Regions from separate parts of the Homo sapiens genome. Here all the other regions are linked to region 1. Evidence: chromatin loops called from intact Hi-C (ENCODE). Cell type or tissue: ascending aorta. All regions are shown on one strand. Region 1 overlaps CCL20 (C-C motif chemokine ligand 20). Region 2 holds the start of SLC19A3 (solute carrier family 19 member 3). Region 3 overlaps TM4SF20 (transmembrane 4 L six family member 20).

Evidence for each region. A loop is a pair of places that touch in the nucleus more often than their neighbours do. Peaks named below come from ENCODE experiments on the same cell type or tissue, not always from the same donor. Only the 100,000 strongest peaks of a DNase experiment are listed, where the experiment ranks them.
Region 2: it touches region 1 in a loop (3-fold over the local background); 4 of 110 quality-filtered maps call a loop at or near these places.
Region 3: a loop joins it to region 1, with 4 times the contacts of the local background. A loop is called at or near these places in 4 of 110 quality-filtered maps.

What each region holds. Positions count from the first base shown.
Region 1 is chr2:227,815,318-227,823,317 of GRCh38, forward strand. It overlaps CCL20 (C-C motif chemokine ligand 20), which reads left to right. Exons shown (of 4, transcript NM_004591.3): 2 at 137-251; 3 at 990-1,067; 4 at 1,745-2,239. The coding sequence ends at 1,766. Among named protein-coding and RNA genes, the nearest start is that of CCL20, 5.5 kb to the left of the region's middle. RefSeq lists an enhancer at 2,462-3,661. In ascending aorta, no CTCF peak of the experiment used is centred here; DNase peaks (open chromatin) are centred at 3,104 and 3,534; H3K4me3 peaks cover 632 bases; H3K27ac peaks cover 1,844 bases.
Region 2 is chr2:227,714,224-227,722,223 of GRCh38, forward strand. It overlaps SLC19A3 (solute carrier family 19 member 3), which reads right to left and starts at 3,805. Exons shown (of 6, transcript NM_025243.4): 1 at 3,720-3,805. RefSeq lists an enhancer at 3,336-4,222. In ascending aorta, no CTCF peak of the experiment used is centred here; a DNase peak (open chromatin) is centred at 3,858; H3K4me3 peaks cover 1,334 bases; H3K27ac peaks cover 1,278 bases.
Region 3 is chr2:227,364,099-227,372,098 of GRCh38, forward strand. It overlaps TM4SF20 (transmembrane 4 L six family member 20), which reads right to left. Exons shown (of 4, transcript NM_024795.4): 2 at 6,817-6,882; 3 at 1,995-2,146. Among named protein-coding and RNA genes, the nearest start is that of TM4SF20, 11 kb to the right of the region's middle. RefSeq lists an enhancer at 6,476-7,675. In ascending aorta, no CTCF peak of the experiment used is centred here; DNase peaks (open chromatin) are centred at 3,153 and 6,793; H3K4me3 peaks cover 819 bases; H3K27ac peaks cover 5,080 bases.

The DNA.
Region 1 (8,000 bases):
CCTCCTCTAAGTGGTTTATTCGTCATATACATGAGATTCACTAGATTTTTCACAACTTAAGGTAGTTTTATAATACCAATCACAGGATAAGTTTATTCATGTGGATCCAATACCTTTCACTTTTTTTTTTTTTTAGCAGCAAGCAACTTTGACTGCTGTCTTGGATACACAGACCGTATTCTTCATCCTAAATTTATTGTGGGCTTCACACGGCAGCTGGCCAATGAAGGCTGTGACATCAATGCTATCATGTAAGTTATTAATTGATTTTAATTCAGTTGTATCAGGAATACCTAGAAACTTCAGTTTTAAAAATGTTTGCCTTTTTAGAGTTTCATTCAGAAATTACTGATGTTTTGAACATAAGATCTTATTTTAAAGAGAAAGAAATGATGTGGCAAAGATAGCTTTGTCTTAGTACATATCTACTTTAAAGTTCACTTTAAACAGGACTGGAATAAGGCAAAACCTTTTTTAAAAATTTTTTTTGGTCAAACGGAACTAGTATAGGGCAAAAATCACTTTCTAAGGCTATTAAAGTGATATATTAGGAAAATAGGGAAGATACACATTTCGAAATGAGCATCTTCTACCAGAAAGTGTTTGAGACCAAAAGTAAAATCTCAGACTAATTATACTATCACATATAATTTTCTTGATTTATATAGGATATTATATTTTGGAATTATACAAGTTATTGATCAGATACATACATATTCTATGTAACCACCAATAGCAAAATTATATGACAATTCTGGGACTTTATCTTCCTGCCATTGTACTATTATTTGTTACATTGCAGAGAAAGAGAGAATCACTTTGATTTTGCATTAATCTTCATCAGAAGCATTTTTTGTGCATTTTATTTTACCTCATCAACTGAAATGTTTAGTGTGTAATCAACTGGAATATAAAATTTCCATTGTATGTTCTATGAAAAACCCATTGAAAAGCTCATTAAACACAAATCAAATTTTCTGATTTTTCAGCTTTCACACAAAGAAAAAGTTGTCTGTGTGCGCAAATCCAAAACAGACTTGGGTGAAATATATTGTGCGTCTCCTCAGGTATGTTACACTGACATTTAGCCTTTGCAAATGTTTGAGGAAAGAGGAGTGTGCAAAGGGGTGGGCCGTAGGTTTTCTGGGATTCTTTAGTTTAACTATTGTGGAATTTTTAAAGGGAAAATTTGAGTTGGACCACAAAAACAAAGAATGCATTTTTCCACTTACAGATCATCATCGTTATTATTATTTTAATTTAGTGATTTCTTACATGATGTATTAGATTTCTCTATGCATTTGATAGTTACTAGCTGCCTGATTCTTGTTGCAAAGATGCCTACTATTTATATAATTTAAAGGCAATCTGGCATTTGGTTGTTTGTTAAAAACTGAAAAATGAACATTAGTTAAACAGAGATCAATGGTTCTGATTTACGTTGACAATAATAGACAGTAACACTTTATCAATGGACAGAAGGCACCTAACACCAGCATGCCATAGATACTGAACTTGGAGACACAAGATAAGTGTCCATAGCCTGTTTCTGTCATTAATGAGCTGAGTTAGGTTGGGCAAGGGCCATCCTCTCTAAACCTCAATTTCCTCATCTGAACTCTGAGCTGCTTGACATACTGAGTTGAGATTAAGGGCAGGTGAAGCAACCTTTAGGTACCAAAGTCATTCCCACCATGCAGTCACCTTGTCATTACTTACACTTTTCTTCTTTTTCATTTTACAGTAAAAAAGTCAAGAACATGTAAAAACTGTGGCTTTTCTGGAATGGAATTGGACATAGCCCAAGAACAGAAAGAACCTTGCTGGGGTTGGAGGTTTCACTTGCACATCATGGAGGGTTTAGTGCTTATCTAATTTGTGCCTCACTGGACTTGTCCAATTAATGAAGTTGATTCATATTGCATCATAGTTTGCTTTGTTTAAGCATCACATTAAAGTTAAACTGTATTTTATGTTATTTATAGCTGTAGGTTTTCTGTGTTTAGCTATTTAATACTAATTTTCCATAAGCTATTTTGGTTTAGTGCAAAGTATAAAATTATATTTGGGGGGGAATAAGATTATATGGACTTTCTTGCAAGCAACAAGCTATTTTTTAAAAAAAACTATTTAACATTCTTTTGTTTATATTGTTTTGTCTCCTAAATTGTTGTAATTGCATTATAAAATAAGAAAAATATTAATAAGACAAATATTGAAAATAAAGAAACAAAAAGTTCTTCTGTTGATTGAGTTTTATATCATTTTTATGATGTGTATTGAAACCATTTCCAGGCACAGAAAATATAAGAATTTTCTGAGAAATTATATCCTCCACTTACTTCTAGTTGTTCCCTTTATCTCGGCCCCTCATGGCCCTGGACTTGATTTTACATGAATTATAATGGAACAGTTGTTCTTTTTTTTCTTTAATTCAAAGTCGTCCAGATTAAAAGTTGAAAAAGATCCTATATCTGAGATTCATAACCCAATGTTTATTGATTTAAGAAAACTGTTTAAAATAAGAAACCATGCCCACACACCTTTTGACTACAGGGACACAACAACCATTTAGAATATACCTTCAGGCATCACTTCTTCCATCCTTCTGTCACCAGCCAGGATCTCAGCATACGAACATTTCTCCATTTAAAAGTCCTCCCGAGTCATCTTTAAGCAGTTTCCGAAAGGAAAATGACTATTCAGAGAGTTCTTAGTGGCTGCCTTGCTAACCAGCGGGGAGCCCCCAGACGTGTGAAACCTGGTAAGAGCCCAGCAATCAGGATGAAAAGACTCTGAACCAGTAGTTACTATCACTACATTCATGCATCAAGGTTCACAGAGTGCCTCGGATTCCAAAGGACACACAGGATCACTGGAGGCAGGCATGCTGATGATATGATGCAAAATCAAGACACATAAACCCATAAAGTAGGGCAGTGGTGGGTCACTTGATGTGGAGCCAAAAAAGAGTAAGTGGCTCAATAGTCCCCAAGGGCGTCTGCATCCTCAGGAACAGCAACATTGAATCATCAGGGAAAGTATGCTCAACATCCTGTGTGTTGATTCATCATCACACATAGGTTCAGTATGTGCTGGGCACCGTGCCAAGTGCTAGAGAGAAGAAGTGACTTAAAACTTAATAACTTGCTGCTAGATATTTAAGGCTGAGCAATGTGGCGAGAGGCAGGAATGAGTAAAGCAGCTCTTACAACACTTGGTGGTAAGCACTTTAATAATGAAATCATTGGGCATCATTCGTGAGGGCTTCCAGAAGAAGTACTATGCAGTTGAATCACATTAAGTAGCCAATATTTGATGTCATTGACCTGAGAAGATGACAATTTCACAAGATTCAGCCCAATACTTGTGGTATGAAGAATCAGTAGGAAGTAGCTAGTTGGAAAAGGGACAGCAGGAAGTGTTTGGAAATATCTGCGGGCATGTGTAGTTGTCACAATGTCTGAGGGTGAGTACAACAAGCATTCAGAGGGTAGGAGCCAGGGTTGCTAAACTCACTAGAATGCAACGGATGGTTCTGCACAATGAAGAATTGTCCCACCCCAAACGCCAATCGCGCCACCCTTGAGCAATACCGGATGAAGAGGAGTATATGCAAGTGGGGCAGGGGTGGAGTAGCTGCAGATTAAGTTAAACTGTTATCTCAACTACGTGTGGTGGTTTGGGCTTGACCATGGAGCCCTTGGGAAACCACTGTAAAGGTCAAAATACATGTTGTCTCTGCACGGCAGAGGAAAGGGAGGTGGGGTGGATGGAAAGCAGAGGTACCAGAGACAGCTGCAATGAGGAGGCTGAGAAATGGTGAACTTCAGTCACAGCCACGGCAAAAAAAAAAAAAAAAAAAAAAAGGCAGAAGAGGTGGGATTGTGAAGCCTGGGACTTATCCCAGACACCCCTTCTCTCCTCCCCATCAGTCACTGTTGGAACAGCACAGTCAAAGCAAGGCATTTTCAGGGGGCAGCAGATTTGTCTCATTGCTGGAAGGCCTCAGCAGGTAAGGCTTGTAGAGTCAGGAAAGGAGAAAATTTTGTTAGCACTCTGAAGCTGTCTGAATCTTTTGAGGCCAGGACTACTAATAAGTATTAAGTGAGTTTCTGAAGACTGAAATCTCCAGGCTGGAATGCCAATTTATTAATCAACAACGAAAGCATCCAAGCGTCAAGTATGCGGACACAAGCACATGGCTAGATTAGGGAAGCAAGCTACCTGAGCAGTCAAATTGGAATCACAAAGCTGGTTTGTTAAGGCTGGGATCAGAGAGCAGGGCCTCAGCTATGTAATTTGAATATTTAATGCTCTAGTTTTCACTGGATTAAATATGATCTTAGATTAGGGATGCCACTCCCAATTCACAGCTCTCTCTCTCTCTCTTTTTTTTTTTTCATTTTGGAAAAAAAGCCTATTTACTTTTTAATTGAAGTATAATTTATATGCAGTAAGATACACAAATCTTTTTTTTTTTTTTTTTTTTTTTTTTTGAGATGGAGTCTTGCTCTGTCACCCCGGCTGAAGTGCAGTGGCATGATCTCGGCTCACTGCACTGCACCTTCTGCCTCCTGGGTTTAAGCAATTCTCCTGCCTCAGCTTCCTGAGTAGCTGGGATTACAGGCGTCCACCACCACACCTGGCTAACTTTTGTATTTTTAGTAGAGACAGGGTTTCTCCATGTTGGTCAGGCCGGTCTCGAACTCCTGACCTCATGATCTGCCCAACTCGGCCTCCCAAAGTGTTGGCACTACAGGTGTGAGCCCCCTCACCTGGCCCAGATACACAAATCCTAATTGTGCAGCTTAATAAATTTTTGCATATGCACCTACCTGTGAAACAACCCTGCCTCCTTCAAGACAGTAAATGTTTTCAACACAGCAGGGGAAGGAGCTCTCATGTTCCCCTCCATTTGTAGAACCCAGGGGTAGCAGCTGTTCTGATCTGTTTCACAATAGATTAATTTGCCTTTTCTTGATTTCATATATATGGAACTATCCAGCATTTACTTTTTGGTTTTTGACTTCTTTTACTAGAATCTTCTGTCTCTGAACTTATTTTTAATGGCATGTATAGTACATGAATTCACTCTCATTCTTAGGTTCAAGCAATAGTGATACGGTGAAGGTCTCCTTTAAACTTTCATCAAGCCCCTTGACTCTCTGAGGTGACCCCACAGGATGCCTTTGCTCTCCCCTGGGCTAAGTAGCCCTTTCTGTTTGTACAGTCTTCTTGAGAACCACTGCTAGTTTATGTAAGAGTCTAGTCCTGTCTCCTAAATACACTCTAACCATCTGAATGATTCTGAGGCTTTTGGTCATATATTTTCCAAAAGTCTCTTGTGTAAGACTGCTGATGTCTGGCCATAGCCATAGGCCCTATGTGTGGATTTGACTTGCTGTATTCTCAGAGTTGTCTCCAAGTTCTTCGGTGCCTCCCTGGTGCTTTCCATTAGTGTCATCTTAAGAGGTAAGTAAGATAAGGATGGAATAATGTCTTGCCCCTGGCAATCTGTAGGTCATTGGTAACTGTAAGAGTATTCAGTGAGGTAGTGTAGGAGAGAGAATCCCAATGACAGTGGGTTGAAGAATGAATGGTGACAAGTAGTTTGGCAATGAAGGTAAGAGGAAATAAAAGCTAGAAGGGGAGCCTTTTATCTTTAGATGGAAAAGTATTGAAAGAGTCAGGGAGAAGAGAGAGAGAGAGAGAGAATGAGAGAGAGATTGAAGATATTATAAAGAGTTGAAGATTCTGGAAGAGTAACAAATGGTACCTCAACTTCTCTCAAAAGGCGGGTTTCCAGAACACAGTTCAGCTGAGTCATCTCTTCCTTCGGAACAAAATTCACTCAAGAAAGAGCAGGAGTAGGTGGGGAGAATTTTGCAATTTGGGATGGAGGAAGTTGACAGACTTTGAATATGGTGGTCTTGCTTTTCTTGGTGAAAGACTAGTCACCTTTTGAGAGTGATGAGTGAGCTTTGACATGAATGGAGAAGCTTTGAGATAGTCAGTAGAGGACACAGGGGTACACTCAAGGTTGTTCCACAGTGTTGGGGTTCACTGAAGTCGGAGATAACTAAGCTGCTGTGATTTCCATTGGCACACACCAGGTGGCCTGCTGCAGTTTGGGTGTAAGAATAGACAGTGGTGACTAGTTGGACTAGTTTAGGGTCAGGCTTTGCATCTAGGCACAGTGCAAGGACAAGAGGGCAAGAGTCAATGACAGAGGTTCAGAGAGGGGTTAAAGTGCTGAACCATGCAGTCTAGACCAGAGACAGGAGATGAGGTCCAAAGGTATCTGAGACACTGAGAGAGTATGGGGAGGCCCTCAGATAAAAGGCCTCAATGTGGTCAAAGAGCAGGAGAATGGGAGGGCTGGAGGGGCTGGAGCAGCTCCAGGGGCCAAAGTCCAAGTGTGTGACTGTGGGTGTGCAACTCAAGTGGTGGGGTAGCAGGGCGATGACTGGAAGGCTACCAGGATGGATGAGTCATTCCCATTGATTTTCCCTCTACTTTTTCCCTCTTTTTTAAAAAAATATAGAGTTGGGGTCTCACTATGTTGCCCAGGCTGGTCTTGAACTCCTGGGCTCAAGCATCCTCCTGCCTCAGCCTCCCAAAGAGCTGGGATTACAGGCATAAGCCACCATGCCCTGCTTCCCTCCACTTTTTATTATGGAAAGTACAAAAGTGGAGAGAATCATATAAAAATCCCCCTTGTATCCACCATCTGGATTCAACTGACTAATGGCCAATCTTGTTACATCTACACCACCCAACTCACTTCTTCCCATCTATCCCCCTGGATTACTTTGAAGCAATTTCTAGACATTAAATTATTTTGTTTATAAGTACTTCTCCCTCTCTCTATATATGTACATATATATATATATATATATATATATATATATATATATATATGAACTTTTAAAAACATACAATTTCCCTCACATGGATTTAAAAATCAACACTAATTCTCTAATATCACCCAATGTCCAGTGTTCAAATTTTCTTGCTTGCTTTAAAAAAAATTGTTTTAAAAAACATTATTTGCATCCATCTTTTCTTTAAATGAAGATATAAAGATGTAGATGAAGGTGTAAATGAAGATCCGAAAGAGGTCCACACACTTCATTTGTTTGGCTTGTTTTTTTTTTTTTTGCTTTTAATCTGAGAGCTCCTCACCACCAGCCCCCATCTCCTTTCCTTTTCCTTTGAAATTTATGCTTTGGAGAAACCAAGACATTTGTTCTGTGGTTTCCCACCTTGTGGGTTTTGTTAATTGCATTCCTGTGGTGTTATTTAGCATGTTCTTTGACCCTACTTAGAAATAGAGGCTGGGTTGGATTGGAATTTACTATGCAAGGGGACAAGGCTACTGAATAAGTGGCATTATGCCACATGGGTACAAAGTGGTCCACACTGATGTCAACAGGAATGAAAGGGAACACTGAGCTGAAGAACTGATCAAGGCCATTAACTGACAGCCAGCGGGAGGGGAAGTGGATGGTCTAATGACATCCATATGCTTCAAAGAAGATGATGGGAAAGGTGTGTAGGAATGAGAAAGTGCCATCATGGAAGCACAAGAATACTGGTCTCTACCCACTCCTGGCCCTGTGGTGGGAGAGGAGTGAGAGAGGAGCCCCTTCATGTTGAGAAGACCCCAGGGAGAAGTAGTGTTCTTGCCATAAAATCTGATTTCAGATGAAGCCAGGAGATGGAGAAGTGGAAGATGGAAGGACAGAGAAGTTGCTTTACAACAGAAAAAAGTTTCCACTGAAGGTCATGGGGGGCATTGTGGAGTTCAGCTGGAGGCACAAAGGAGAATTGGGACGGAAGCACTAGCAGTATGAGAAAGAAAAGATGAATACAAAGATTTGGGTAGTAATCATGTCATTAATAATATTTAGATTATTTAAGCATTTGTATGTTAATATCATCTGCTAAGATTGCCAATGTACCTCATTGGAATATGAGCTCTGAACTCTATTTTT
Region 2 (8,000 bases), 100 kb before region 1:
AAATTTAAAGTCCACATCAGGGCAAGGCCTCCGTATAATAGGAAAACTGAACAGGATCTTTGAAACTGAGTCTGTCCCAGAACATTTCTGATGAAAACAGTGCCCGTAACGCAAAGCTAGGACAGGGCAATAAACCTTGTAAGTCTGGCCACATATAACATTTTTCAGTTAATACAGATAGAATCTGAATCTCAGAAGCTGAGGCAGGAGGATCCCTTGAGTTACCTGTTTTTTTCTGTGCCCCCAGTTTCTTTCTTTCTAGAACCAAGCTGGCTTCCTGCCTTCAGGTCCAACTTCTGCTCCTTCCTGCTGCCCGCCACTATGAAAATCCCTTTCCATACCCTGGAGTCTCTTGTCCTCCTCCTTCAGACAGAGCTGCCAAGAGCAATAGCTTTATACGCAGAAGCCCATCCACTTCTGGTGGCTTTATGTACTGGGGCCCACCCTCTTCTGCAGCCGATGACATTTGAAATCCCATCCAAAAAAAAAAAAAAAAAAAAGCAGACACCCAGATCCAGATCTTTCTGAAATACAAGTGATTAGAGAGATAAATACATGAATAACACCTTTCCCTGACTATTCTTTTTTTTTTTTTTTTTTTTTTTGAGACAGAGTCTCCCTCTGTCACCCAGGCTGGAGTCTGGAGTGTAGTGGCACAATCTCCCCACTCACCGCAACCACTGCCTCCTGGGTTCAAGCGATTCTCCCACCTCAGTCTCCTGAGTAGCTGAGACCACAGGCACCCGCCACCAGGCCTGGCTAATTTTTGTATTTTTAGTAGAGACAGGGTTTTGCCTTGTTGGTCAGGCTGGTTTTGAACTCCTGACCTCAAGTGCTCCACCCGCCTCAGCCACTCAAAGTGCTGGGATTACAGGTGTGAGCCGCCGTGCCTGGCCTTGCCCTGACTATTCTTACTAAAGTCACCTAATTTAGCTTCTATAGAATTTTGTGCTAAGTGACCTAGACTCTCAAAAAACTACAAAGTAGCCTTATCACCCATCTATAATCCTTTATGTCAAACCCCACACCCCCCCCAAAAAAAAATCTTTGCTGAAATAAAGCATGCCACACAACTTCCAAAGACGTAAACTAGACCCAGATATTCAGTATGTGGGCCAGAATAGTTCTGTTGTTTGTTTTTGTAAGAGCAGAAACAAGTGATATTTTTAAAATTTTATTTTTAGTAAAGATGGGGCTTTGCCATGTTGGCCAGGCTACTCTTGAACTCCTGGCCTCAAGAAATCCGCCTGCCTTGGCCTCCCAAAGTGCTGGGATTACAGGTGTGAGCCACCGCACCCAGCCCAAGTGATCTTTAAGATGCTTCAGATTTTATTTTATCATATATGGTACCATTCCTTTTAATTTGCATGAGGTGTTTGCTGGTAAATTAATCATTTCCTTCCAAATTCTGTTTATTCTGTTATGTCTATGTTCAGATCAATCTAGTCTTAGGGAGAGCAGGAGGAATATGCCTAAGAAAACCATAAAACTAAGAAAAACATAAAACGGCTTAGAAAGTCAACTGAGCCCAGCCTGGGCAAAATAGCGAGACCTCACCTCTATAAAAAATACAAAAATTAGCTAGGCATGGTGGTGTGTGCCTATAGTGCCAGGTAGTTGGGAGACTGAAGTGGGAAGATTGCTTGAACAGGGAAAGTCAAGGCTGCGGTGAGCCGAGATCCCAGCCACTGCACTCCAGCCTGGGCAACAAGAGCGAGACTCCGTCTCAAAAAAAAAAAAAAAAAAAAAAAATTTCAAAAACCCCAAACAAAACAAAACAAAAAAGGAAAGTCAGCTGACATCTAATCCTTGAGATGCAGTGAAAGTTTCTGATTAAATGCACTGAGAGAAGGTGGTGTTGTAGGGAAAAAACTGGATTAAAGAAAAATTAGAGGTCATTTGAGCTATTTTACAACTCTGTAAATTTTAACAACTGATGGCAATGTTAAGTAATTATTGTCTATAGACATGCAAATAAGGTTTATCCCATGAAGGACAACAGTCTTCCTTTCCCCCATGGAAAACCAGTTTCAATATTCCTGATCTATATTTCATTATTCAATATTCCTGATCTACGAATGTACCCATTCTTTGGGTTCTTCTTTGATCTGGCTACTACAGACTCATCAGTTTCGTCACTAATAAGTGCCGGGACTCAGAAGCCGATACCCCAAAATATGGGGCTTTGACATGCTGGAGACCTCAAGGTCTCTCTGACCTTCCCGGCTCCCAGCTCAAAAAAACCTTTGTCTGCCTAAGATCCAGACCCACCAAAAGGAACAACTGTTTCTTTTCCCTTCCCTGTAAGACCAAGAATATACCCCACACCTGAACAGACCCATTCACAAGATAATGTAGCTTATTCTCTCCCCTGACCCATTCATGCTCCCTAGCAGAAGCCCATCCACTTCTGCTGGATGCTCTTCGGCTCCCTCCCGTAACCTCATTTGCCAGGGTAGTCTATAAGCTTCTGAGACATGTTGCAGGGTGGGTAATCAATCACTCTGATTCTCCCTGTGTGCATGTTAAATAAATGTGTATGCATTTACCATTACACAACCTTAAAAGAGTGTTGTTGGTCTATTAGCAATAATGACTGAAGGAAATTGGTATTTTTGTCCATTTCAGCTACTACTAGGATAATCTTATAAGATATTTGGGAAGTTATGTTTTGGTCTATTTAATATATGTGCCTCGATGAAAAAAACACCTTTTGCCACAGGAGACACCAATGTTTCAATATTGATAGGAGCAAAACACATGAGAGTGCTTTTTTTTTTTTTTTTTTTTTTTTTTTGAGGCAGAATCTTGCTGGGTCGCCCAGGCTGGAGTGCAGTGGTGCAATCTTGGCTCACTGCAACCTTCGCCTCCCAAGTTCAAGCCATTCTTCAGCCTCAGCCTCCAGTGTAGCTGGGATTACAGGCACCCGCCACCATGCCCGGCTAATTTTTGCCTTTTTAGTAGAGACGGGGTTTCATCCCAGGGCCAAGCTGGTCTCGAATTCCTGACCTCAAGCAATCCGCCCCGCTCAGCCTCCCAAAGTGCTGGGATTACAGGCGTGAGCCACTGCGCCTGGCCTGAGAGTACTTTTAGAAAACATTATTCCTTTACCTTTTTCAAACTTGAAGCACTCCGAAAGTCCCAACCTTTTGCACATTTGCGGCAGCGACATTGATTTGGTAAACAGCTGTCACACTATTTATTATTTGATGACTTAGGTATCCTTTCCAGCAGTGTTTTTGTAAGGTGTAGTTGCGTTTTCTTTTAGTTTCAATTAACTAAATTTCAAGTGGTTCCCAAAAAAGCCCCTGCTCTCTTAAATTCAAACTCACCTTCCTTTTTCCCACTAGGAAGGACCTTTTCTCCATCCTTGGATTGGAATTTGGAATTCTATGCTAAAATGCCTTTTCAGTTAAAATCTGTGAACGTGGGATGTAACCATAGGAGGTGCTGGCACTTTACGGGAATCATGATTTTATTTAATCTGCGCTTCCAGAAGGCTGCAAATGGGAATTCCAGACAAACCCACTTGGGTGAATCCCAGCACGCGGGCTGCGGCGTAGGGGGAGAGCTCCTCACGCGGCTCAGAGTGTAGCCCAGGCCCGCAGAGCCAGGAACCCGCCCCCAGCTCTCCAAACCCGGGAAGAGAGAGGCGACACTGCTAAGACCGAGGGATGACGGTGCTTCTTCAATTAATTCGCCCCCCGAGATATTCTTACCTACAGAAGGGAGTGTCTGTTCACCAAATCGCTCACTTGCCGCACGACCACGCACCCGCGGCTGTCGGATGGATCCAGGCGCTCTTGGTGGGAAGGGGGCGGAGCCTGCCTGGCCCGGAGCCCGGGGCCACGCCCCCACGCTTTGCATATGCGAATCCGGGCGTCCAGACCTTTCATCCCAGTGTGGAAGCCCAGATTTTCCTGGCCCAGGGCCGGTTTTCTGGGCAGAAACAGTCAACTCTGCTGAAAGGAACAACTTAAGTAATACACTGACATTCAGCATAATGAAGCAAGAGGGCCTGAATCCAACAGCGATCGTTTGCTTTATTTACAAATATGTCCTTTCTTATGAATCCATTTATTTCTCTCCAAAAGCTTAGGAGAGAGGGCTGGCTGGCTGTCACCCCCACTCTACACATGAAGAAAGTGAGGCGGAAGGAAGTAGGCCTAGTAAATAGAGAAGCCTGGGTTTTAGTTGGGGCTCCTGGCTCCAGAGCCAGTGGTTATAATCACTCTGCACTTTTTTTTTTTAAAGGAGGTAGAGTGGGATGGTTTCCTGGCACTTTGAAAATCTGATACAAACAATTTTTTCTTTTCTTCTTCTTTTTCTTTTCTTTTCTCTTTTCTTTCTTTCTTTTTTTTTTTTTTGAGACAGAGTCTCCCTCTGTCGCCCAGGATGGAGTGCAGTGGCGCGATCTCGGCTCACTACAACCCTCCGCCTCCCGGGTTCAAGCGATTCTCCTGCCTCAGCCTCCAAAAATTAACGCCCAGTTAATTTTTGTGTTTTTAGTAGAGACGGGGTTTGGTTTCACCATATTGGCCAGGCTCATCTCGAACTCCTGGCCTCGTGATCCGCCTGCCTCGGCCTCTCAAAGTGCTGAGATTACAGGCGTGAGCCACCGCGCCTGGTCTTTTTTCTTTCTTTCTTTCTTTCTTTTTTTTTTTGAGATGGAGCCTCGCTGTTGTTGGCCCCGGGCTGGAGTGCAATGGCACGATCTTGGCTCACTGCAACCTCCACCTCCCGGGTTCCAGCAATTCTTCTGCCTCAGCCTCCCTAGTAGCTGGGATTACAGGCGCCCGTCACCACACCCAGCTAATTTTTGTATTTTTAGTAGAGATGGGGTTTCACCATGTTGTCCAGGCTGGTCTCAAACTCCTGACCTCAGGTGATCCACCCGCCTCGGCCTCCCAAAGTGCTAGGATTACAGGTGTGAGCCACAGCACCCGGCCACCTGGCCTCTTTTCTTTTCTTTTCTCTTTCTTTCTTTCTTTTTTTTTTTTTTTTGACAAAGTCTCACTTTATCTCCCAGGCTGGAGTGCAGTGGTGCAACCCCAGCTCACTGCAACCTCAATCTCCCAGGCACACTGATCCTCCTGCCTCAGCCTCCCAAGTAGCTGGGCTTGCAGGTGGGTGCCACCACGTCACATTAATTTTTTTGTTTTTTTTTTTTGGTAGAGACAGAGTCTCACTATCTTGCCCAGGCTGGTCTTGAACTCCTGGGCTCAAAGGATCCTCCTGCCTTGCCCGCCCAAAGTGTTGGGATTACAGGCATGAGCCACTACGCTTAGCCTGCAAAGAGTTTATATATTAAAGTGAAACTTCTTATTAAACAGAGAATTTTTTTAAAGCATTACAAGGTTCTTATTGGTTAAAATGGAAAAAATATTTTTATTTCTGTTCATCTCTTGGTGGACTTGAAAAACCCTCCCTAAAGATAAACACTGCGTGGCTTCTAAGGGCTACCAGTGGAAGTGAAATGGATTAAAACACCCCGAGGTGTCTTGGTTCTCTGTCCTACGACTCTGCGTTTTCTATTTTCATCTTCCTATGATTTGTGAAAAGTCCTGAGCTGAACCTTAGGTGTAGGAGTGCCCTGCTCATTGTGCAACCTTGCAAATTGCTGGGTCCTCCCAAAGAATATTGTGAAATTTTCTTAAAGGCTGAAGGTGTCATGATTTCCTTCACACCTCTTGAAGAAAATGAGTTCAAATTGGACCTTGAGAAGTTTACTCTGATTCTCTAATATCTCATAGCCACAGTCTAAATCAGAGAGAGATATTGAGGAATTCATTCATTCATGCATAGAAACATAAATGACACATTTGCAGATTACATGACATGACATTTGAGTTTGATCCCATACGACTGTGTGGGGAGAAGGCTGTGGATGGGGTCATAGATGACAAAAGATTGGCTGTGTGTTGATTATTGTTGACTTGGGCAGTAGTTCTTAGAAACTGATTGCACTATTTTCCATTTTTGTATATGTTTATTTTCCATAATACAAAATTGTTTTAAAATCATTTATTCTGACTGGGCACAGTGGCTAATGCCTGTAATATAGCACTTTGGGGAGCCGAGGTGGGTGCATCGCTTGAGCCCAGGAGTTCAAGACCAGCCTGGGCAACACAGTGAGACCCTGTCTCTACAAAAATACAAAAATTACCCAGACGTGGTAGCATGCGTCTGTAGTCCCAGCTACTTGGGAGGCTGAAGTGGGAGATTGGCTTGAGCCTAAAGAGGTGGAGGTTGCAATGAGCTGAGATCACACCATTGCACTCCAGCCTGAGTGACAGAGCCAGACCCTGTCTCAAATAAACCCATACACAAAAAAGAAAAAAAAATCATTTGTTCATTAAGAAGTTATTTATTGAGTAACTATGTGCCAGACACTGTCCTAGGTGCTTGGGATACATTCGTGAACAAAGCTAAAAATCTCTGCCTTGTAATTTACATTCTAGCTTGGGATGGGGTATATAGAGGGAACATAAATAGTAAACATGATGAGTTAGTGAATTTTATAGTGTGTTAGAAAGTGGTAAGTGCCGTGGATCCCACTGAGAAGAGGATGGAGAAGATGACTAAGCCTGAGGCTTGGAGCTCCAACTTGGGAAAGAACCTACAGGGAGGCTGAATGAGAACAGTAGGAGAGGGAGCCATAGTGTATTAGGGAGTTGCTCAACACTGTGTACCTCCCTATTATACTTCCTCTTGCACTGTTACTAAAAAATGTGGCTGCAATTATGTCCATGAAAACCTATACAAGGCCAGGCATGGTAGCTCACGCCTGTAATCCCAGGTGAGTAGATCACCTGAGGTCAGGAGTTCGAGACTAGCCTGGCCAACATGGCGAAACCCCATCTCTACGAAAAATGCAAAAATTAGCCAGGCGTGGCGGCACACCCCTGTAATCCCAGCTACTTGGGAGGCTGAGGCAGAAGAATCGCTTGAACCCAGGAGGTGGAGGTTGCAGTGAGCCGAGATCACGCCACTGCACTCCAGCCTGGGTGACAGAGTGAGACTCTGTCTCAAAAAAAAAAAAAAAAAAAAAAAAAAGTCTATTTGAATAGTTGATATAGGAGTGGAGAAAAGGTGGCCAGGCAAAGAAAATCTCACATTAGGATTACTGCAAGTAGGCTAATTTATCTGTTTCACTCTTAAATGTTAACTCTTTGAAGGCAAATATTTGTTTAGTTTTTTTTTTTTTTTTTTTTTGAGATGGAGTCTCACTGTGTTGCCCAGGCTGTAGTGTAATGGGTCGATCTTGGCTCACTGCAACCTCTGCCTCCTGGGTTCAGGGGATTCTCCTGCCTCAGCCTCCCGAGTAGCTGGGATTACACGCACCTGCCACTACGGCCAGCTAATTTTTGTATTTTTAGTAGAGACAGGGTTTCACCATGTTAGTCAGGCTAGTCTCAAACTCCTGACCTCAGGTGATCTGCCCGCCTCGATCTCCCAAAGTGCTGGGATTATAGGTGTGAGCCACCGCACCTGGCCTTATCTTTAGATTTCTATCTTGGCTGGATAACTGGCCTAATAGAGCAGCCACATATTTGCTGAGTGAATGAGTAAAAAACACATAGAGAGTTGGAGAGAAGCTGTGACCTGCCGTACTGGGACCATCCAACACTCCCAATCATAAATCAGTTGCAGATGTTGGAGCTCATAAACCGATAACACAAAATACAGTGCCTTGAGATACCGAACTGCAGAAGCCTAAGGGTCTGTCTGATCTCCCCGACAAGGTCTCTTCTGAAGAAGCTGAAGTCTTCTGTCTGCCTAAGATCTAGACCCACCAAGGGGAACTATGGTTTTTCCTTCCCCTCCTTGTAAGAGTAAGAATGTAACCACACTTGAATAGACCCTCTCACAGTCAAAGAGAACTACTTACAAATTAATCTCAGTACCTGATCCTTTATTGTCCTTCAGCAGAATTCCTCTTCTTCCTCCTCCCATAATGTGTTTAGCCAGGCTGGTAGATTGAAGGGGGCCAGCCTCTC
Region 3 (8,000 bases), 450 kb before region 1:
ACGAATGTACTTTTGAAATATCGTGCCCAGAAATGACAGAGATCAGGGTTTCTGAGCATGTGTCCATATACTCTACTAGTTACAAAACTTTTATTACTTATATAGCCCATCATTTAACAAGCATCTCTATGGTACATCTTCTCTTAGGTTGAACGGTATGAAACTGCTGTTTTGGGATGTCAGAAATAGTTGAATGTCAACAGTTTTTCGTGGTTCAACCTATTTATTTTATTTATTCAGATACTCTTCTACTTGCTAGATATAAAAACTAAGGAGCCTCCCCTACCCCCCGCCACCCCCATTAAATGAGCTCAGTTCTTAGTGCAGAACTACAGCGTGGCGTCCGTTCTTCAACCAGATGTACAGTTTTTACTGATTAAATATGTCTGATTAAAGTGATGTGCCTGTTCTTAACGGGGCTGTGGAAAATGAGAAACTTTTAGCCCTAATACATCTATCTCAAGATGATTTTTTGTTTGTTTACTGTAGAGTAAAATGGAATGTTCTTAGGGAGTTTGCATTGCTGGATATCAGCAACTGACATTCAACCTGGGAAAACAACAGTATTTTCAGCACATGGAATATGAGTGTTTTGTGAAATGTGTAGCAAGCCAAGGATCACTCTCTTGTAACTTTGCTAGCCTAGCCCATCTCCGCAACTAGGCTGAGAATATCTGAGCGCTGTTGTCTGCAGAGCGTAGCCTGGTGCCTGGTACATTGTGGGCTGTTGTCATTCCCTGGGGATTTAATGTGCATAGCATCTGTGGTAGAAATCTTTAACCCTTTACTTCAAGTCTATTAGCAAGGAGACTTTCCTTGGCTTTGTTTTTGAGACACAGTCTCACTCTGTCACCCAGACTGGAGTGCAGTGGCTTGATCTTGGCTCACTGCAACCTCCGCCTCCTGGGTTCCAGCAATTCTCCCGCCTCAGCCTCCTGAGTAGCTGGGACTAGAGGCGCGTGCCACCACGCCTGGCTCATTTTTGTATTTTCAGTAGTGATGCAGTTTCACCATGTTGACCAGGCTGATCTCAAACTCCTGACCTCAAGCGATCCACCTGCCTTGGTCTCCCAAAGTGCTGGGATTACAGGCGTGAGCCGCTGTGCCTGGCCTTCCTTGGGTTTTGGTTCAAAACAAATATGCTACACAAAATTTGAGGGACTTTCTTTTTTAATGTAGCAAGGTAAGGGAAAAGGAGAAAAAATTTTTTGTATGTAACTACAAAAGTAAATTCTGGTTATTTGCTAAACTGAGCAGGCTATACAGAGAGGTAATGGATTAGATAGTTTTTTTCTTCCAGTTTTTACAAATTGTGTCTAGATTCAGTCACAGAATGATGTACTTAAAAGACTAAAATGAGCCACTTATTAAGTACATGTAACTCTCCAGTATTACTTGTTATTACATGACTTAAAATTTGGATTCATTCCCATGCATACAGTATATTTATAGCATATCTGTATGAATCCATTGGTTGCTCTTCCATTTAAGCCTACAGGCAAGGCTCTGCATTTTATTTATTGTGTTTTTATTAAATTTTTTAAATTGTAAATGTAATATTTGCTCATGGTTGACAAATTTAATTAGTTCAGAAGTGTAGAAAGTAAATGTTCTCTTCACTCTCATAAAGGGAATCCCCTATTTCCATTCTCCAAGGATGAAAGTTAAGTTTCTGGTGTATATTTGCATAATTTTTTAATATACATACACATATGTAACTGTAGATTTTTGAAAGACAAGCATAAGCCATTTGAGATCAACTAGTCCTTTTAGACAATATCTAAAAGTCCTTTTAGAGCATTGTAAATCTAATGATTCCTCCATTTTGATGTGGAGTTGTGCTAACTGGCGTTAATGTACTAAAATTCCTAAGAATCCGTTTGTCCCGGCAGTTGCATCAAATAAAAACATGGCATTGTTCCAGTACTGCATTAATCTAATCAAACTAGTTCAACTGTGTGAGACAGTAAGCCTGTGAAAATCAAGTTACTTACCTGATGTTTTTCAATGAAAATTCACAATTGGCATTACTGTTGCTTGGAGAATTACACATGAGAGGACCTTTTAAGAGAGCCTGGATGGATATCAGCATGCAATACAGAGCACCAATGACTGTGATCACACTGAAAAGTGATGAAAGAAACATCTGAAAAATAAAATAGAGCCATTTGCACATGTTATGACATGTTCTTGATCTGTTTCAAGCTTCAGGAGCGTATACAGTCTTTTTTAAATCCAGTCGCCCTAAAATCCTGGATCTTAAGATCACAGTTTATTAGGTGTGAATGATACAAAAAGGCAGAGGGCAGTCTCTGCTATTTGATTACACTCAATAAAAGATGGTTGGGGCTGGGCATGGTGGCTCACACCTGTAATCTCAGCACTGTGGGAGGCCAAGGTGGGTGGATCACCTGAGGTCAGGAGTTCAAGACCAGCCTGGCCAACATGGCAAAACCCCCTCTCTACTAAAAATACAAAAACTTAGCCAGGCTTGGTGGTGGATGCCTGTGATCCCAGCTACTTGGGAGGCTAAGGCAGGAGAATCGCTTGAACCCGGGAGGCAGTCATCCGAGATCGTGCCATTGCACTCCTGCTGGGTGACAGAGCAAGACTCTGTCAAAAAAAAAAAAAAAAAAAAAAAAAAAAAAAAAAAAAAAAGATGGTTTGGCTTGTCACTGTCTCTGGAAAATCTCAACTTTCATATTCCTGAGTCTCATCTGTTTCTTCTGACCACTGAGATCTAGTTCCTCCCTGTTTTATGTACTTCCTACTTCATAGAATCTTGACTGGATCTTAACTACGTTTATCTTCATGTCTGGTCTCTTGGCTCGCAAGCGTTTGGCCCTGATGCTTTAAGTGAATTTGGCCCTGATGCTTTAAGTGGCCAGTGGCCAGCATCCCACAGTGATCAGTCAACAGCATAGAGTTAGAACAGGACTTCCCAACCTCAGCACCAATGACATTTGCACACTTCGCTGTGGGGCCTTTCCTGTGCAGTGTAGGATATTTAGCAACATCACTCATCTCTACCCACTAGATGCCAATATCATCCCCCGACGCCTTGCCACCTCCAGCCCGGTTCTGACAACCAAAAATGTCTCCAGGCATTGCCAAATATCCTCTTGGGGTGGAGGTGGGTGGGTAAAATAACCCGCCGGTTGAGAGCCACTGTGTTAGAAAGATTGTACACATCTTTATTTCGTGAGTCAGTCATGAGAGCAGAAGAAGGCATGGAATTTGGCATAGGAAACTGAATGAAAGTTCGTGTTTGTTTTTCCAAAAATAAGCTCTTAGGCCAGGCACAGTGGCTCATGCCTGTAGTCCCAGCACTTTGGGAGGCCAAGGAGGGTAGATTGCTTGAGCCCAGGAGTTCGAGACTAGCCTGGGCAACGTAGTAAGAGCCCATCTCTAAAAGAAAAAAAAAAGAAGGAAACTTTTGTATTGTTTCAGTGAAGTTGTTAGTCACTGATGATTATTTCAAAATCAGCAGAAATGAAGCGAGGGAATGCTTTTCCTTTTTCTTTGCTGGGATAATGCAGCTCCCACAGGGTCTGTGTGTTGTGTTCTTGAGACCTGCCTTTTATGAGTGCAGAATAAGGTGGCTACCTATAGAGTTGTGTTGAGGGATGTTGTGCTCTACATATATCATCTCATTTAATTCTTTTCATAATCCCAAGAGGTAGATACTATTATTATTTCCATTTTATAGATGAGAAAACTGTGTATCATGGAGATGGACAAAACTTGTCAGGCTCTCACAGCTGGGAAACACTTTAATCACTATTCTTCTTCCAGCCAAAAGTTCAGAATGATGGATTTGGAGTCTACTTCAAATCCTGATTCTTCCATGCTACTGTGACTTGTGCAGTTACTTAAATGTACTCATCAAGAAGTGCCATGGTGTTTATTTTTAACCATCTATTTTTTTTTTTTTTTTTTTTTGGAGACGGAGTCTCGCTGTGTCGCCCAGGCTGGAGTGCAGTGGCATGATCTCGGCTCACTGCAAGCTCCGCCTCCCGGGTTCACGCCATTCTCCTGCCTCAGCCTCCTGAGTAGCTGGGACTACAGGCACCCGCCACCACGCCCGGCTAATTTTTTGTATTTTTAGTAGAGATGGGGTTTCACCCTGTTAACCAGGATGGTCTCCATCTCCTGACCTTGTGATCCGCCCGCCTCAGCCTCCCAAAGTGCTGGGATTACAGGCGTGAGCCACCACGCCTGGCCGCCATCTATTATTTATATATATATATATATATAATTTTTTGTTTTTGAGACGGAGCCTTTCTTTGTTTCCCAGGATAGAGTGCAGTGGCGCTATCTGGGCTCACTGTAACCTCTGCCTCCTGGGTTCAAGAAATTCTCCTGCCTCAGCCTCCCAAGTAGCTGGGATTACAGATGCCCGCCACTACACCTGGCTAATTTTTTTATTTTTATTTTTTGTATTTTTAGTAGAGACAGGGTTTCACCATATTGGCCAGGCTGGTTTCAAACTCCTGAACTCAAGTGATCCGCCCACCTCAGCCTCCCAAAGTGCTGGGATTGCAGGCGTGAGCCACCGCACCCAGCCATATTATCTTTGAGTTCTCATCCCTACAAAAGGCCTGGCTTTAGAAAGTGATTCCAGGCATGTGTATTTCCCCTAAAGGGGATTCACTTAAATGATTCAGCAAAACCATTTTGTATTCAGAAGCAAAAATAAGAACTGGAAAAAGGGAAGAAGCAAAGAACAGTTAAAATAGGGGACAAGCCTTGGTCAACCCTTTCCCTTCCTCCCAAGATGTTGCCTTTGCCACTTGTCTCATGTTTTGGTCTTATCTAGGCCTCAAAGACACCAGATACGACATAAAAACCAGTTCTTAGAGGATACACCTATCGGAAAAGCCTATATAAGTGTTTTGATATTTTTGATTTCAGGAATTCAGAAATGTCTCAGGATGTCAAGAATGTTGTGAACACCACATAGAAAAGATACAAAGTCAAATTCCAAATTATTATCGTTTACAAAGAAAAGTGACAGGGAAGGGAAACTGAAAATTAGTGTTTATTGAATACCTAAAATGTATTCAGACAAAAATAGACTAGAACTAATTAGCATAATTATTGTAATCCTAGATAAATATCAAATGTCAGAAAAAGGGTAATTTTTAAAAATATGAATCTTCCATTATGGATAGAAATATCTGGTTTGTTTTTTTTAAGTAGTGGTTCTAACCCCTGGCCAAATTATCTTGAGTGCTTTTGAAAAATACTGATGCAGAATCTCTGGCGGCCACCCAGGCACTGGTATTTTTTTAAATCTCTTTAGATAATTCTAATATCCCCATCTGTCTTTTTTTTTTTTTTTTTTGAGAGAGTCTTACTCATCTGTTGCCCAGGCTGAAGTGCAGTGATGTGATCTCGGCTCACTGAAACCTTTGCCTCCTGGGTTCAAGAGATTCTCCTGCATCAACCTTCTGAGTATCTGGGATTACAGGCATGGGCCACCGTGCCCAGCTAATTTTTGTATTTTTAGTAGAGACGGGGTTTCACCATGTTGGCCAGGCTGGTCTTGAATTCTAGACCTCAAGTGATCCTCCCACCTCAGCCTCCCAAAGTGCTGTGAGCCACCGTGCCCAGCCTAATGTTCCCATCCATCTGAGAACCATTGCTCTGAAAGCTCAAGCTCAGCCAAGCAGATTTACTGTGACTGCTTGCTGTCAATCTACCCCTTCCACAGGGAATTGTGAGAGTCCTTATGTTGCTTAATAGCCATGTTCATGGTATAAAGATCATGAATTGTGGGGTGCTCCAGTGGGTTTGGATAAAAATCCACTTACTAGTGTGCTACACTGGCAAATTATTTACTTTCTCTGAGCGTCCATTCCTTCGTCAATCAAACACACTTCTTACTTTTTCCCACTTAAGGGTTTTGAGAGAATTAAATGAAACAGCATCTCTGAAAGTGTTCTGAGCAGAGTGACACTCCGGTTAATGAATCTTAATTTACTTTTAACTTCGTTACGACTTTATACATAGTGGGTAGGCATTAAATGTTTTGGGGGAAAAAAACCTGGCAGCTCCTTTAATTTAACTGGATAAAGGCAATTGTCATTCTAATCCTAGCAAACCAGTCTGTCATTGCATGAGAGAACTGAGTACATTTTCCCTGAGTATTTTATATACGCCACAAAAATATCACACCCGAGTATTATGAAATTGATTGCAGCTGTGGGCGTGACTTACCAATCTCCTTTCTTTGAAAACCTTTAGATTGAGGAAAGGACAATCCACGGAAGACTGAGGAAGGGACAGAAGGCCAACTCTAAATGTTTGTGGGACAAAAAAACCCGTCTCACTTTTTCTACTTCTATATAATCATCCTAAATAGCATGTTTCAGGCCAGGCGCAGTGGCTCAAACCTGTAATCCCAGCACTTTGGGAGGCCGAGGCGAGCAGATCACTCGAGGTCAGGAGTTTGAGACCAGCCTGACCAACATGTTGAAACCCCCATCTCTACTAAAAATACAAAAATTAGCTGGGCGTGATGGTGTGCACCTGTAGTCCCAGCTATTCAGGAGGCTGAGGCAGGAGAATTGCTTGATCCCGGGAGGCAGAAGTTTCAGTGAACCGAGATCGCACCACTGCACTCCAGTCTCAGCAACAGAGCAAGACCCTGTCTCTAAATAAATAAATAAAAATAGCATGTTTCTAAGGCTGTGGCTCTGTCAGTGGAGCCCCACTGTGATTCGGTAGATGCGAGTGACTCAGTGTGGCTTTGCTTAGGTAGCAATAACTGTTCATGCACTTCTGCTTCCACGCCGACTGCTTCATACTTACTCCAGTTCTGTTGTTGCAGCACGCTCTTTTTCTTGCTGTCAAGGACATTGTTGTTGCTGGAATGGCCTGGAAATGACATCAACAGGAAAGATGAGTATTATAACTTCTCATCAGAAGAAAAAATAGTAATCTTCACCTTCCGTTTACCACCAGTTGTGGGAAATCAAGGCTCAAAGAACAAAAAGGGAATTTGGCAATATCCGTGGTTTTGTGAACCTTGTCATCCCAGTTTCAACCAGAAAGATTAAAAGTGGCGGCGGGAACAGGGGAATTCAAGACAGGAGTTTTGAAGTCTTCTATCTACATTCTTAGTTCACTCTGAGTCATCTGCAGAGAATTGGATTTTAAATAGATTAGGATGACTTATTTATACATTATTTTTGGAAGAAATGTTTCTGAAAGAATTGGCTGCATCATCCAAACTCTGTTGTTTGTTTGTTTAAAGAGTAGGGGTCTCACTCTCTTACCCAGGCCAGAGTGCAGTGATACGAGCATAGCTCACTGTAGCCTTGAACTCCTGGGCTCAAATAATCCTCCTGCCTTAGCCTCCTGAGTAGCTAGGACCACAGGTGTAGACCACCACACCTGGCTAATTTTAAAAATATTTTTGTAGAAGCAAGATCTCACTCTGTTGCCCAGACTGGTCCTGAACTCCTGGCCTCAAGAAAACCTCCTGCCAAGAAAACTAAAGATGTGAGCCATTACGCCTGGCCCGATTTCCCAGAAATTGTATGGATTATTCTGGCAAACCTGCAGAAAAGAAATTGATGGTTTTGTTTGCCTGGCAGTTGGGAACAAATCATTCTGTCACCACCCACTCCCACTAGCCTTTCTTTTCCCAGGATCCCGGCTATCTTGCTGGTTTCCCCAAACTTATATTTGAGAATTATTTTTGGTTCCACGTTCTCCTTTCTCTTCCTATATCCATGATATGTAATGATCTCACTTTATATATTGATGCTCAGAAATCTATAGATCGCATTCTGCCTTCAGGGAAATACACGTTGCCAAGGAAAGCTGTAAGAAAGAACACCATATTCTCAGGACTTGGGTTTCAATTTTTAGTATATCTAGGCAGCAGCTACGACTAGAAATTCTTACTGGAAGGAGTTTTGTATCATTGAAGGGTGGAATGTAATTATTTCCTTCCGCTTGAGAAATTTTAGGCGTAGGTTTTTTTGCCA